Regions from separate parts of the Mus musculus genome. Here all the other regions are linked to region 1. Evidence: chromatin contacts called from ENCODE Hi-C or POLR2A ChIA-PET data. All regions are on one chromosome and are shown on one strand. Each heading gives the region's core, a stretch centred on a gene start or an enhancer-like site at or near the end of the contact. The rest is flanking DNA. Distances are from core to core; before and after follow the strand shown. Region 1 holds the start of Tfrc (transferrin receptor). Region 2 holds the start of Fbxo45 (F-box protein 45). Region 3 has its middle 14 kb from the start of Cep19.

The links. A loop is a pair of places that touch in the nucleus more often than their neighbours do. ChIA-PET counts read pairs that join two places held with the same protein, here RNA polymerase II (POLR2A).
Region 2: POLR2A ChIA-PET joins it to region 1 with 12 read pairs in Patski. The contact joins the promoter of Fbxo45 here to the promoter of Tfrc in region 1. POLR2A ChIA-PET finds 5 or more read pairs at or near these places in 3 of 5 experiments (Patski and embryonic stem cell).
Region 3: a loop to region 1 is called in a map of T-helper 17 cell, with 4 times the contacts of the local background. The contact joins the enhancer-like site here to the promoter of Tfrc in region 1. A Hi-C loop is called at or near these places in 1 of 37 maps with a recorded cell type or tissue (T-helper 17 cell). POLR2A ChIA-PET finds 5 or more read pairs at or near these places in 1 of 5 experiments (Patski).

Annotation. Positions count from the first base shown.
Region 1 is chr16:32,607,542-32,610,241 of GRCm38, forward strand. Tfrc (transferrin receptor) reads left to right here and starts at 1,355. Exons shown (of 19, transcript NM_011638.4): 1 at 1,355-1,495.
Region 2 is chr16:32,245,724-32,248,423 of GRCm38, forward strand. Fbxo45 (F-box protein 45) reads right to left here and starts at 1,302. Exons shown (of 3, transcript NM_173439.2): 1 at 771-1,302. The coding sequence starts at 1,088. It overlaps Wdr53 (WD repeat domain 53), which reads left to right and starts at 1,504. Exons shown (of 3, transcript NM_001185162.1): 1 at 1,504-1,544.
Region 3 is chr16:32,112,671-32,115,370 of GRCm38, forward strand. No RefSeq gene overlaps it. Among named protein-coding and RNA genes, the nearest start is that of Cep19, 14 kb to the left of the region's middle. Within about 2 kb of position 1,441, at least 1 of the 3 ENCODE cell types and tissues checked has a DNase peak (open chromatin) inside an H3K27ac peak, as active enhancers do.

The DNA of each region.
Region 1 (2,700 bases), core at 105-2,604:
CATTGTTTTCATTTGTTTTTTGAGATGGAGGTTCTTGCTGTACAGCCTAAGCTGGCCTGGAAGTCACCCATCTTTCTGCTCCAAATTCTGAGCTATGGGGGTACCAAACACTGCTGTGTGCTTCTGTGCTTCTCTTACAGGGACTCAGTCTATAGCCGGAATCATTATTTCTTCTTTTTTTTTTCTTCTTCCTCTTCCTCTTCCCCTTCCTCTTCCTCTTCTCTCCCATCCCCCTCTCCCTCCTCCTCTTCCTTACCCCCTCTTCTTCCTCTTCCTCTTCCTTTTTTGTTTTTTGTTTTATTGTTTTTAGACAGGGTTTCTTTTTGTAGCCCTGGTTGTTCTGGAACTCTCTATGTAGACCAGGCTGGCCTGAACTCAAGAGATATGCCTGCTCTGCCTTTCACTGGAATTAAGGCCTGTGCCACCAAGACCTGCTTATGGTCTGAATTTCAGAGATCTCTCAATGGCTGTGTGCTCTGGCTTTATATATATTTTCTGGAGTAGTACAATTTGGACAAAGAAGGGTCTAAAGGGACCAGCAGTTAGTAAATCCCAAATACGCGTTGAATTTTAGAGCAGATAAGCCAAAGGTCAAATTCGTGGCTGGGAAGTAGATTAGTACTTTAAAAGACATTCCCAGGGTCCCTAAGGGCTCCATCTGGGAGCGCGCTATCTGTAGTCCTGTTGTGGTTTAAGATACCACTCTCTTTGTTATTTGTAAATTTACCACAGGCTGGGCAGTAAAGTACAGATAGGAAGAAAAGAGTGTGAACGTTTGCAGTTTTAACAGAACTCCTTTTATTTGCTATGCATTGCAACAACCCTCTAAAAGCAATAATGGCGATAAACATGCAAGTTAATCTACAACTTTATCACCCTAGTAAATCATTGGTTCCTATTTCCCTTCCATAGGCTGAACATAGTGAGCACTGGTAGCTCTTTGCTTGGCTTAAGCGCTGCTTGTTAAAATCTAAAAAAAAAAAAAAAAAAGATTTGCAGTTTTGCTTTAAAGTTTTTCCTTTAAAGCATCTCTGAGCTGCAAAAACTCGTCTTTAGGATATGGTTTTGGCGGAGACCTAAGCCTGCAAGTAGGAATATTTTAAAGAGTAAAGGCTGATACTTTCGAACTTGCACCGCAGGGTTGGGTGTCGGTCAAGGTTAGGCGGAGGGCGACAGGCCAACTCCAAAGACACGGCGGGGGAGGGGTGCGGTGGAGAAAGCGAGCCGCAGCCAATCGCACGCGCTCTCCCGACACCTGCCGCCTTGGCGCCTTTTCTAGGCTACTCCGCGCACGCACTGGCTGCGCGCGCAGTTCGCCTCCAGCGGTCTTGGGGGAGCACCTCGGTAGGTGTACGTGCGGAAGGAAGTGACGTAGATCCAGAGGGCCGGCCGGGGGGTGGGGCCGAGCTATAAGCTTTGGGTGGGAGGCAGCGCTGCCTTCAGAAGGCGTGCGGAGCGCGGGCTGCTGCATTGCGGACTGTAGAGGCGCTTCCTAGTGAGTGACTCCCTTGTCAGCGGCACGGCCCATCGTGGTCCTCGCGTGGCGGGCGGACCAGAGCGAGACGCCAGGGCCTGGGTGGTGCGGGCGGGGAGGCGGAGGGGTGTCGCGGAGTCCGGGGCTGAGGAGCGCGGGTTGCAGGTGCAGCGCGGTGGGTGTGGGGAGCCGCTGTACCCTGCGCCCCTCGGGTCCTCCGGGCCTTCGCAGGCCAGTGCTAGGCCGCGGGTTCGAGAGTCACCACGCTGAGGCGCAGGCTTGTTCCGCCGGGAGCACGTGGTGGCGGCTGGAGGAAGTCGCCCCAGGGAACGGCTGTCGGGGTACGTGGGTGACCTTGGGGCCCCTCGCAGGAGGGCGTCACAGCTGAAAAGGACAAAGCTGTTTTCTATTCGGTTACTAGTGTCACGGACATTTAGAGGGGCGGGGGGAGCTTCCAATAACTGCACGTTGGAACTTCGGCACCACCTGGTCGGTTTTTTTGCCAGTCTCTCCCTCTTGGCCCAGCGTGTGGAATCTCATTTTTCTAGGGCAGAATAGGTCTGAACGCTGCAGGTAATACTAAGAACGTCTCTAGCATCTCCTAAGATGGGAGAACGTAGAAATACGACCTCTTTGTACGAGCTCTTTTAGAACTAGCTGTAGAGAACCAGCGTGCACCCTGGTGTTGGACAGCTCTCTAAAATGGTGTTTGAGGGTAAGAAAACTGCATTTGCAAATTTTTCAGTTAGCACACTTTGTCCCGAGCGTAAAATGAAATGATCTCCTTATACTTAGGCAGAAGACTGGACTGGATTGCTGTTCAGTTTCTGTGCTATTTTTTTAAAATAGGATTTAAGTGGGAAATAGTTGTGTTACAGAAATTCTCGGCTATTCTGTGCTATTTTTTTTTAAATAGGATTTAAGTGGGAAATAGTTGTGTTACAGAAATTCTCGGCTACCTGATACTTTTATTCTAAGATTAGATGAGTTGGCTCTGAGCTGTGAAATATGACCTCTTTGACAAAGACATTTAAGCTGATTCAGGATGTTATCTACAAAGAAAACGGGATTTAGCTTGTGTGGGTCCACTTGCATTTATTTTCTGTTAAGGATTATAATAAACTGCTTTATACAGGAATCCAATATCAGCTGTTTTTTATATAGAGAGCATAATACTTTTTACTTTGAGAGAGGATGTTGTCAAGGAATGGTGGCTGTGAACCTGG
Region 2 (2,700 bases), core at 52-2,551, 360 kb before region 1:
TGTTTGTTTGTTTGGGCTGGAGAATACTTGGTCTTGCCATGACCTGTTTGTTAGCATTTTAATTTTGTTATGAAAGCACAAGAAGCGAGAACAACAACAACAACAAAACCAGCAAAACAGGAATCAACATATTAGATGCCAGAAGAGCCATCACCTGAGTAGAACTATGAAAAAGTTATCAATCACAGCAGGACAAGGCAGTGTGATGAGTTATATGGTGCCAATGAGAGGAAGTAATAGTAAAGTCTCTTTCTTACAAGTTAATTAGCAGGATGCCTAGTCTTATCATCACTTGGAATCGTGAAATATTGTGGCCCTAAGAGAACGTGGGTGAAAATAATGTTCTTGTTAATCAGAGCTAGGAAAAGGGGTAGTGAACGCAAAAGATCCCAGCAACTAGACCTATTTTAAAGCGACATCGACGAACTAATGCCTTAAGTCTACTTGGAGGCCAGAAAAAATACATGCTCATGAGTATCGGCTGGTGATCTGTCTTTAAGAGCAAAGACTGTCGAAAGTAGAAAGACTGCTGAAAATGAATGATGGGAAACCACCTAGTATTTTAAAAAGTGAGGTGGATTACGAAGCAGAACTTCAATCCAAAGAAAAGATCGTTATGGAGAGGAGGGGTGAGAGTGGTCCTGACTGGCTGAAGCCGTGGGAAGGCGGGATGCTGAGGTGAAACCTCTGACTCAAGCTTTGAAGATAAACCCCGAGAGCGGCGGGCGGGAGAGGAGCCGAGCTTCGACGTGGCCCCGGGATTCCCTCACCTTGGCCTTGTAGCTGGGCAGGTTGCAGAGGATGTCCGTGCGCAGAGCCTCTTCTGCTAGGCTGCGGGCGCACAGGCTCCGCCACACCTCGCTGTTCTCGTCGCCGTGGAGGCAGCGGTACCAGTGCTTGCAAACCAGGGCGCAGCTCCGCAGCTCGGACAGCTCCAGGTAGGAGAACACCAACTCCAGCACCCGGCTGGGCAACCGGCCGCCGACCCCGGAGGACCCCGAGCCCGCGCTGGCGCCGCCGCCGGCACCGGCGCCGCCACCACTAGCGCCGCCCGAGGCTGCCCCAGCCCCCGGGCCCGGCGCCGCCATCGCCTCACCAGCCGGCCCGAGGGCCGCCGCCGCCGCCGCTTCGCCCCGTCTCGGCGCGGGAGGCCAAGCCTCGCCTACAGCCGCGAGCGGCTCGCTCACCGCCCCTTTCAGCGCCAGCCGCTCGCGCCTCCACCGCTCCCGCCCCTGCCCCGGGGCGTCCGCTGCGCGCCCCGCCTCACTGAGGGCAGATGGCGCGAGCCGCTCGGGTTCCCGCCCCTCGGAGCCGCTCAGCGCGGGCGCCGGAACCGCCCGCCTCGCCCGGCCTGCCCGCGACGCGCCCCGGGATCCGCCATGCGAGTTGAGGGCAAGAAGCAAGGGCGCACGCCCAGCTCGCCCGCCGCGCCTCTCTGCCCGGAAGTGACTGTTCGGCAGAGGCGCCTCGCTCCCTAAAGCTTGATGGGATTGGATGCTGCGTGTGAGGTCATCGCTCGGCGCCACCGGGAACGGGAAGCCCAGGTATGAGGCTGTTGGCCAGCGGGGTTCGGATCTGTTCGCAAGTGCTTTTTTTCTGTTTTTCCTCTAATGGCCTTGACTCGGCTCTCCTTGGCCTCTCTTCCTACGGAGTTTCCCGTCTCACTTGGTTTCTGCTCCCTCTCTAACTTTGTTCACGACACTTCCCTTTTTTGCTAGCCAATTCTTAGATCCTTCACCTTCAGGTCGCTTGGATCAATTTCCTTTCCCTTTGCGCAGTTGAGGACCTCTTGTCGTGGTCAGGTTAGATCCATTTTATTATATTTTATTTTTTTTTACCTTGAGAAATTGACATCTTCTTTTCCTGGCTAGCGCCGTAGGGGACTCACCAGAACCCATTCTCAAAGTAAGGTGGCTAAACCTGAGCAACCCTCGTAAATACGCAGGTTTTATTATATTTGAGATTAAATAAACAAGTGTAGGTAATCTCAAAGTGTCATTTGAATACTAAGTGTCACAATCTTTTTGGACAAAATATAGTGTGTTCAGTAAAAAGTAGTAGTAAAAAGATTAAGAAAAACGTGTTGTTGTTGGGTTTTTTTGTTTTGTTTTGTTTGGTAATTTGTTAATCCCTAGAATGAGGTAAGGTGGAAACATAAAGATGATTTCCTGGGAGGAAAAGAACCTAGCATTATTTAGTTATGCTATTTTAAAGAGCATTTAGAAAAAGAATAATAGAGACTGGAGTGATGGCTGAGCAGTTAAGAGCACTTTCTGCTCTTGTAGAGGACCTAGGTTCGTTCCTAGCACCCATATGGGTGCTCAAGGCTTAACCTGAGTTGTAGCTTAAGTTCAAGGGGAGCCAAACCCTCTTCTGGCTTCGGGAATGACTGAGCTGTACACACATACATGCTATACACATAAAATAAAGTAAAAGAACTACAGTGTGAGCCAGGCATAGATGAGATCTTTTAATCTGACTTTTTTTTATATATAATTCTCAACGCAGCTCTATGAAGTGATTATTATAATAATAGGGCTCACAGACTCAGGCATCAAGTCCAGTGTCATGCAATTTTTATGTAGTAAACCTTGCCTGAGATCCACCTATGTGTAATTAACTTCCTGGTTTTTAGTAAAAACAAATGAACAGCAGCTGCTTCCCTACCCTGGTATAATTACATGCTTATGATTTGCTAAT
Region 3 (2,700 bases), core at 191-2,690, 490 kb before region 1:
CCAAGTCATCTCTCTGGGGCTTGCCCAGTGCAGAGAGTGGGAGAGGCATTATCAACCCGTCTCACACCTTCTCAGACTTCTGAGTACAAAACAGACTGCTTTCTCAAGACAAGACCTTCAAGCCTCTAACTCAAGCTAGTGGATTGCAATCTTGAGGATGGTCAGACTCGTCATCACAGCACAGATAGATCCCTGTCTCAGGGATTCGGATTCATGAGCCAAGGGGTAGGACTGAGACTCTGCTAACAGTCCTTCCCCCCTCCCCCCGCACCACACCCTCTGCCCCCCACCACCACACACACACACACACACACACACACACACACACCCCAACCACTGTGCTAGGCTTTTGTTCTTCAGTTTTGGAAACCCACAATCCATCATTCTGTTAACTCCACCACAATCCCACTGTGGCTCTCTGAAACACTCATAATAACGTAATTCTATCAGATCCAACCTTCCATTCAAACCGTCCCACAGTCACAACCCTTGGACATCGTGGCTCCCAGGTTCACCTTTATGCAGGCACTAAGCATGTAGAAGGCATTGTCACTAGAGATTCCACAGAAGGAAGGACTGATGTAGGCTAAAGCAACCGAGACACTTTAAGATGGAGACCGGGTTGAGCCAGGAGGTGGTGGTGCACGCCTTTAATTCTAGCTCTTGGGAGGCAGTGCCGTCTACAGAATGAATTCTAGGACAGCCAGGGCTGCACAGAGAAACCCTGACTAGGTTCCGGTTTATTCTCAAAGGTAAATTTATCTATTTAGAATGCAGAGGAATGAGCAGTGTTGATACCAAGAATCATGTAACCCCAGAAAACTGGAGGATACACTGGGCCAGTAATGCAGTGGTAAATGATTCCATGGGAGGGGCCTGTCTGCTGCCAGAAGCATTAGTACAACCAAGCAGCACTTAGGCCTGAGTACTACTGGGTGAGGCAGAGTGCGGCCATCCGGGAAATGGGTGTGTTTACTTAGGACTGGGGCAGATTAATCTACTTCTTCTTTCTGTGGAAAAAATTGCTCTCTCCTGCAAGGCGCGGCAAGAACTGAAACCAGGAGGAAGCTTTGCTCAATAGGAAGTGAGCTCCAATTCTAAAATGGGGAAGCACTGCGTTCCTCCAGCGAGACGATCCTGAGCTGAAAAGGAGTGAGAAGCGGACTCGGACGGCTGGGGGCCCCTGGAAACAACCCACGTGGCCGCCAGGAAGACATCGCGAAATCAATGGTGGAGCATCTGCGCTGTGGCATACTGGATTAGATTCCTCTCTATTCCTTCCATGAGGTGTCCTTACAAAAACAACTAAGGGGTTCGTTTATTCTAGCTCACAACCTCAGACTACACTACAGTCCCTGGAGGTTCCGGTGGCAGAGGCTTCCAAGAGCTGGTCACATGACAACCAGAACAAGTGTACCCACGTACGCGTCTCAGCCCAGTCTTTACTGTCTGGCGCCCAGCCCAGGAAACTGTGCCGCCCACATTGGAAGGGAGTCTTTCCACCTCTATTGAGATTTCTGAGTTCGAGGCCAGCCTGATCTACAAAGTGAGTTCCAGGACAGCCAGGGCTACACAGAGAAACCCTGTCTCGAAAAAAAAAAAACAAAAACAAAACAAAAAAAAAAAAAAAGAAAGAAAGAAAGAATGAAAAAAGAAAAGAAAATTCCTCAGACATGCTTGAGGGCCAACTTAATGTAGGCAGCTCCGCCTTCAGACTCCCTTCCTAGGCGATTCTAGATTGGGTCAAATTGACGAATAAAACTAACCATCATACATAGCGGTGGTGGCACACGCCTTTAATCCCAGCACTCGGAAAGATGAGGCAGGCAGGTCTCAATGAGTTCGAGGTCAGCCTAGTGTACAGAGTGAATCCCAGGGCAGCCAGGGATACACAGAGAAACCCTGTCTTGAAAACAAAGACTAACCATCACATACGACCTGGATACCCTAGCAAAAAAAGGGGGGGGGGGGAGCCAGAACCTTCGGGATGGGATCCAGGGCTAACTGCGAAAGCAACTTGCAGACTGACAGCAGATTCTAAACCCTTCCCATCACCTACCATACACGCAAGTCCCAGGACTGCAGCCAGCTGCAGAGGGACTGTGCTAGAGTAGGGCTTCACCATTTAAATGCGAAGACTTGGCTCCCGCTCTTTCGGTTTACCTAAATCCCATCTCCAGACTCTTTGTGTTACTTCTGTCCCTCCCTCATTTACCTCCCTCTCCCATTCCCATATACAAGTCCAATACTGGGCTTTTAAAAGAAGAGAAATGCCCTGCCAACGGGGTTGGAGTTGTAATGCCCTTCCCCTGAGCCTAATTCTTCAAGCTCCTTTCCACCTAACATGGTTGGAGGAACTTCCAAAACCCAACTGCTTTTCCCCTTAATTAAACCCAAATAATCAATTTACAGCTTTGTTCAATCTTGAATTCTTTTCCTGTCCCTTCACTTGCCCATGCCCCCGTAGGCCCGCTCATATAAATTGCTGTTGGCTGGATTCCGTACCTCTCCCAAGGCTTGGACTTTGATCATATCCCCTAATGACAGGAAGACATGGATATGTTCCACATTTCAAGTTCACTAAAGCATCAAAAATAAAAAATAAAACAGAGGAACTGCAATTCCTGTGAGTAGGTGGACGGCTTCTGACACTTCCTCCTGGGTGTAGTGGACACTGATGGACAGGAAGCACCGGGGAAG